2 separate regions of the Homo sapiens genome follow, and region 1 is linked to region 2. Evidence: chromatin contacts called from ENCODE Hi-C or POLR2A ChIA-PET data. All regions are on one chromosome and are shown on one strand. The core of a region is the stretch at or near the end of the contact, and the rest is flanking DNA. Distances in the headings are between cores, read along the strand shown.

The links. A loop is a pair of places that touch in the nucleus more often than their neighbours do. ChIA-PET counts read pairs that join two places held with the same protein, here RNA polymerase II (POLR2A). Pooled maps may share reads with other maps.
Region 1: a map of ascending aorta shows a loop between it and region 2 (2.3-fold over the local background). The contact joins two enhancer-like sites. A Hi-C loop is called at or near these places in 2 of 168 maps with a recorded cell type or tissue (aorta and ascending aorta) and 5 of 50 pooled maps. POLR2A ChIA-PET finds 5 or more read pairs at or near these places in 2 of 52 experiments (A673 and H1).

Annotation. Positions count from the first base shown.
Region 1 is chr20:40,867,706-40,870,691 of GRCh38, forward strand. No RefSeq gene overlaps it. Among named protein-coding and RNA genes, the nearest start is that of SNORD154, 150 kb to the left of the region's middle. Within about 2 kb of position 1,251, at least 4 of the 41 ENCODE cell types and tissues checked have a DNase peak (open chromatin) inside an H3K27ac peak, as active enhancers do; they include ascending aorta, where a contact is called at or near this core.
Region 2 is chr20:40,752,635-40,755,859 of GRCh38, forward strand. No RefSeq gene overlaps it. Among named protein-coding and RNA genes, the nearest start is that of SNORD154, 40 kb to the left of the region's middle. Within about 2 kb of position 1,957, at least 4 of the 41 ENCODE cell types and tissues checked have a DNase peak (open chromatin) inside an H3K27ac peak, as active enhancers do; they include ascending aorta, where a contact is called at or near this core.

The sequences.
Region 1 (2,986 bases), core at 1-2,500, 110 kb after region 2:
GACTTCATGTTTCTAACCACCATTCTCTGAAGGCAGTAGTTCCCACCTCATAGTAGAATTTGTGCAGGACACAGATTCTTGGCCCCATTCACCTCCCCTCATACCCCCTCCACCCTTAGGTTTTGGTTCAATCAGCTGAGATGAGACATGGGAACATACATTTTTTTTTCACATGTCCCAGGTGATTCAGACACAGGTGTCCTGGGGACTATCCTCTAAGAAACTCTCTTATTAAATAAGGTGTGGTGGTTTTAAATTGTGTCTACAAATGCTATGACACTCCCTCTAAAAAAATGAACCCTCCCCTTAAGAATCAGCTGAACTTAGTGACTTGCTTCTAACAAACAGAATACAGAAGAAATGATATTAAATAATATGTGATAAGTGGCTTCCAAGAGGAAGGGGCAGAACAAGGGCCAGCCCTTGAGCCAGGTGAGATATGAGAAGCACCAGGATGTACCATGCAGAGCATAAGAGACACTGCGGCTTCCTCGTTGCCCTCTCTTAGGCCACTCATTTTGGGGGAAGCCAGCTAGCTGCCCTGCTCTGAGGACACTCAAGCAGTCCTATGAAGGAGCCTGCATGGAGAGAAACTGAGGCCTCTTGCCAATAGCAGTACCATCTTGACACCCACATGAGTGCACCGTCTTGAAACTGGTCCCTCCAGCCCATCTGGCCTTCAGATAGAGTGACCATACATCCCAGCTTGCCTAGAACAGTCCTGGTTTATCCTGTTGACTGTGCATTCCATGCAATTTACCATTTGTCCTGGATAAAACTATCCTAGTTTAACCAATGGTAAATGATATAGTTATCCTGTTGAGGAACCCAAATTGCAGGCTAAGGCATTTGGACTTCACCCTGGAGGCTGTGGGGAGCCATGGAAGGGTTTTAAGCTTAGGAGTGATCTCATTCCAATTGTGTTTTAGAAAGATCCATTTGCAGAAAATGCACCAGTGTGCGGGAGGAACTGGTATGGAGGGTGGACTGGTTTGGAGAATGGGTGTGGAGGCTTGACCAGGGGAAAACAAGATGAGAAGCCAGGGAGGAGATAAACACAGTCCCTCAGCCAGAGTGGTCAGTGATCATGACCGCCTATATGAAGGCTGGAGCAGTGGAAGATGGGGTCACAGTAAGTTTAGGAAAACTTAGGAGATATTAAACAAACTTGGCTGCGGTAAGAGACAGAGAAGCAGCAGCCAGGGGTGATTCTGAGGCTATCAAGGGGGTATGGCCCCCACATTTCAGAGCCCAGAGCTCTGTCTAAAAATAGCTCTCAAATGAGTCACCTCAATTGCAGCCAACAAGGAATTGGCTGGTTTGTTATTGAATTGCAGGATGTTTGGCCAAACGGACTGAAACCATGTGTAGCCTTGGCTCGAGAAGTTCCCACTGGACCCAGTCTCTTGCTAGGGGCAGTGCCATAGCCCTGATGCATGCATAATCTCACTTTCTTCTCACAACAAATCAGCGAGAATGCCATAATTTCTTCTCATTTATCAGGCCTGATAGAAGCTGCCAAATGCTTCTAGAATGTAGGCTCTGTAGGCGGCGCAGCCAGAATTCAAACCCAGACCTCCTCAGATATTTGGTATCAGCTGGAAAGAGGTTTTTTTGGGTAAAATCCCTAGAAACATTCTCTTGCCTCCTTCCAGCTGGGATACATTGGCTGAACTCGAGTCACCCTCCTAATAAAAATTCCATGTTCCATCAGCAGAATGCTTCCATCCCAATTAGATCAATTTTCTCTAAGTAGCAATAAATGTGCTTTTCTTTCAGAGGCCAGCCCGACACATTAAGTAGGCTTGGGGCAGCCATTCCCCAAGCCTCTGGCTACGAGTGTGTGGGGTCAGGGGTCACAGCACCACCACCTCCAGCTCATTAGTGGGGCCCATTCATCTTTGCTGGGACACCAGCACTCAACATGGTGGCAGGGCTCAGGGTGGGGGTGTGTGGGCAATTCATCAGGGACTCTGGTTCGCCAGAGACAGGAGCAGAAAAGCAGGCCTGCTCACAGGCCGGCAGGAGCCCTAGGCCCAAGAGCTGAGAACCGGAGCTGCCTGGTTAAAGGTTAACCTGGTCTAGGATGTCTGTCTGTAAGGACTCACAGCCAGCTTGTAGGGAAGGAAGGGCCCAGGGCAGGCTCCTTTCAGATGCATCCGGCTCCTGCCTGCTAACAGTTTCCCTTCCGGCCAACTCCCCAAGCCGATCCTTGAAATCCATCTAAGCAAGGCCTACAGGGGCCTGGAGAATGATACTGTCACTCTCCTGTGGTGCGGGGACCTGCCTGGAATAGGCCCTTTGATTTGCAAATCCAGACACTGGAAATGGGAGCCTAAGAGAGCCCCACTCTATCCTGCCCTGCCTGGGCCACTGGGCCTGGTAGAAGCTTGACCAAAAGAATGAGACCTCTCAACTTCCCCAGGACTAAAGCTCAGCCTGCATCAACCTGTGAACCCACACACACAGCCCAAGTCACCCTGAGCCAAGCAGAACTGCAGCTCTGGACATGGGATTCTCAGAGTGGCATGGTAGTAGTTTGCTACGGATGCTGTATTGATGTACCACAAACTAAGTGGCTTAACAGATATTTATTCTCTCCCAGCTCTGGATGCTAGAAGTCCCAGATCAAGGTGCCAGCAGAACCATGTTCCCTCTGAAGGAGCTAGGGAAGGTTCTGCTCCAGGCCTCTCTCCCAGCTTCTGATAGTTCCCTGGCCTGTGACAGCATAACTCCAATCTTCACCTGGCGTTCTGCATGTGTGTGTATGCACCTGTGTTCAGATTTCTCCATGTGTGGTGTGTGTGTGTATGTGCATGTGTGCAACAAGGTCTTGCTCTGTCACCCAGGCTAGAGTGCAGTGGCACAATCTCAGTTCATTGCAATCTCTGCCTCCCAGGCTCAAACAATCCTCCTGCCTCAGCCTCCTAGGTAGCTGGGACTACAGGTGCATGCCACCATGCCTAGCTAATTTTGGGGGTTTTTT
Region 2 (3,225 bases), core at 707-3,206:
CTGTTGAAGACTGAATTATTGGTTGCAATTCTTTTTTTTAGAAATGGGGTATCACTGGAGTGCAGTGATGTGATCATAGCTCACTCACTGTGACCTCAAACTCCTAGGTACAAGTGATCCTCCCACCTTAACCTTCCTCCCCTTGTAGCTAGGACTACAGATGTGCACCACCACACCTGGCTAATTGGTTTTTTTGTTGTTGGTTTTTGTTTGTTTGTTTGTTTGTTTTTTAGAAACAAAAATCTTGCTATGTTGCCCAGGCTGGTCTCAAACTCCTGGCTGCAAGTTATTCTCCCTCCTTGGCCTCCCAAAGTGCTGGGATTACAGAGATGAGCCACCATGCCCAGCCTGGTCCCAATTCTTTATCCCACTATTATAAATTATCTCTCCACACATTTGCTATGGCCTCATGGTGATGAAGTGTACTTCCTTTCTCTATGACTTTGATCTTGGCCGCATGACTTGCTTTGAGGAAAGGGATGGTGGTGGATGTGTTGGGAGCTGAGGCTCGGAATGTTCTTGCACAAATGGGCTTTCCTTCTAATGTTCCTCTTTTTTCACCAGGAGTAGAGAATGCCTTAGGTAGCCATTGATCCAACAAGGATGGGAAACATATAGCGTTAAGCTGGACCCAACCTGCAGGCCAGAGCCAAACCCTACCTAGATCAGCTGAACCTCAGCCAACCCTCAGACACATGAACAGGAAATAAATGCTTGCTGCTATACATCACTGAGTTTTGGGGTGACTGGTTATATGGAATTACTTGAAAATAACTGTGTGATAAAAGCTTTCAACAAAGGAGTGATTTGATAGCCTTTTTGTAAAGACCACTCTGGCAGTGGTGAGGAGACTGGATTGTGAAAGACTCATGGAAATGAGAAAATGAGCTTGAAGCCCATTGCAGTTGTCTGGGTTGGATCCCACAGTGGGTTCGACTGTGGAGGTAGTGGTGGAGATGAAGAGAAGCGAATGGATTCTAGATGTATGTGGGAGATAAGAGCTGACAGGATTTGCTGATAGGCTGAGTTTGGGGATGTGACCACAACATTATGCAATTTCAGAAGGAAGCACACACAGGAAGTGGTGCAATTTGGCACCACTGGATACAGTGAGGAGAGAAATGGAGATGGATGAATGTCTTCTAGATTTTTGGCTTCTGCGACTGGGAGGATGGGGGGTCATTTACCAAGAGAGGAAGACCTGGGAGGAAGAAAATTGATGAGTGTGGGTGGCGGGAGGCGGGGACCAGGAGGACCAATATCTCTGTTTTGGCCATGCTAAGTTTGAAGTGTCCATTGAATCTAAATGGAGATGTCAAGTAGGCAGTTCGATATATGCGTCCAGAGCTCAGTGGAGCAATCAGGGCTGGAGTTATAAATGAATGAACCAACATTTGACAGTGGTGTAGCATGCCTTTGCTCAGGCTGTTCCCTTTGCCACATCTTCCCTGGCCACTTAGCTCCTATTTCTGCTTTAAGACCCAGTTCAAACATCACCTCCATGCAGAGTTTGTGGTTCTCACCTCTGTGTTCCCAGAGTTCACTGTAAATATCTCACATGTTCCAAATAGCCTGCCTCCCCCACTAGACCACAAACTCTGAGAATCTTTGTATTCCCAGCACCTAACTGAATGCTTGGCACATGGAAGATGCTCAATAACATCAACTTCCTTCCTTCAAGGCATTGGGCTGGGTACTTATAAAAGCAATGCTCCATTTAAACTTCTCCACAGTGCAGAGGGTATGTTGTCATTCCATTTCAAAGTTAATCACACTGAGGCCCTGAGGGATTAAGGTCCTGCCCAAAGTTTCTGCAAGTGGAAGCATCTGGATCTGTCTGATTTCACTGCCTGGGCTCTTTCCACGTTGCCTCTGCCCCACTCCTGCCTCCCATCCCCTCCCTCCTCCCACTCCCTTGCAGCCCTCCTCCTCCCTGGCAGGGCTCCCACGCTGCCTGCGCCTCCACACAGGATGTGCTTCCTGAAGTTCCTGGTCCAGATGGCCCACGGAAGCTGCTCCTCATAAATCACCAGGCCTCGCAGAGCTGTGCTCAGCCACTTTCTCCTCTCAATCTCCCCAGGTCCCAGTGCGTGGGCCCCATCTGCCCAGTCAGCAGAACTGGCTTCTCTAGACTGGGGAGCAGATCTATGGTCCCCCTCCCCAGCAGGGCCAGGAGCCATGGAGCAGATTCCTGAGAGCTGATGAGGGGACTCACAGAGCATCTTTGTTAGGGACTAGGAGGTGACTAAATAAGATGCACAGTGCTTAAAACTTTGCCCCCAGTGGAGGTGCAGGTGCAAAGGGTTAAGAAATCCACCTGCCAGCCAGGCCCTATCACCACTGGGTATTCGGACCCCTTTGCTCCCTAAGACACCATGCCACAGGGCAATTGCATGCTTGGCACCACCAAGTCCCCAAATACATTTCCCAATACAGATCAGCAGCTTCAGTGACAACCCGCTCGAGGCCCAGCACACCTTGGACAAGTCACTTCCCTTCCCTGAACTTTCATTTTTTTTATTTGTAAATTGCAGATAATAGTATCTGCCTCTCAGCTATGCTAAGAAGTCAACAGACAGTGTTTCAAAAAGGCACATGGTGAGTCCCCAGAACATGGTAGGAATATAAATGCAAGGCACCCTTGAGTATTGCCCTACTCAAAAATGGGCCAGAAGTGGGGACAACAGGGACCTGACTCCCTTTTTTTTTATTCCATTACCACCATCTCCTTAATGTTTCCAAAGCACAGACTGATCTGATGTGTCCCTCCTCTGCCTAAAAATCATTCAGTGGTCCTGATGTCACCTTAGGCAGTAATTCTCCATATCTTCTTTTCTGTAACTTTAAAAACTACAGTTTGGGACCATATACTTGGAGGCTGTGGCAAAGTTGGCTAGCTGCCCACCAAAAATGCATGCTCCTGTTCCATGGTACGAGGTTGTCAGATCATGGTTGCCCAATCGGAATGACACTTTCTAGCCTCTCTTGCACTAGACGGAACCACATGACTACTTCTTATCACTGAAACATGAGTGAAAGGTATATGCCTCTCCCTTCCAAGCAGAGGTGCCTTTGCCCCACCTTCTCTTTCCTTGTCTGCTAGCTGGAAGAAAGGATTCTAAGTTGCAAGAACTTGGTGGAGCCATAAAACGAAAGGTGCCTCAATCCATGAATGGCCCTGTGGAACAGAGAGCCAGCACTGTCAATTGAGTACTCACTTTCTGC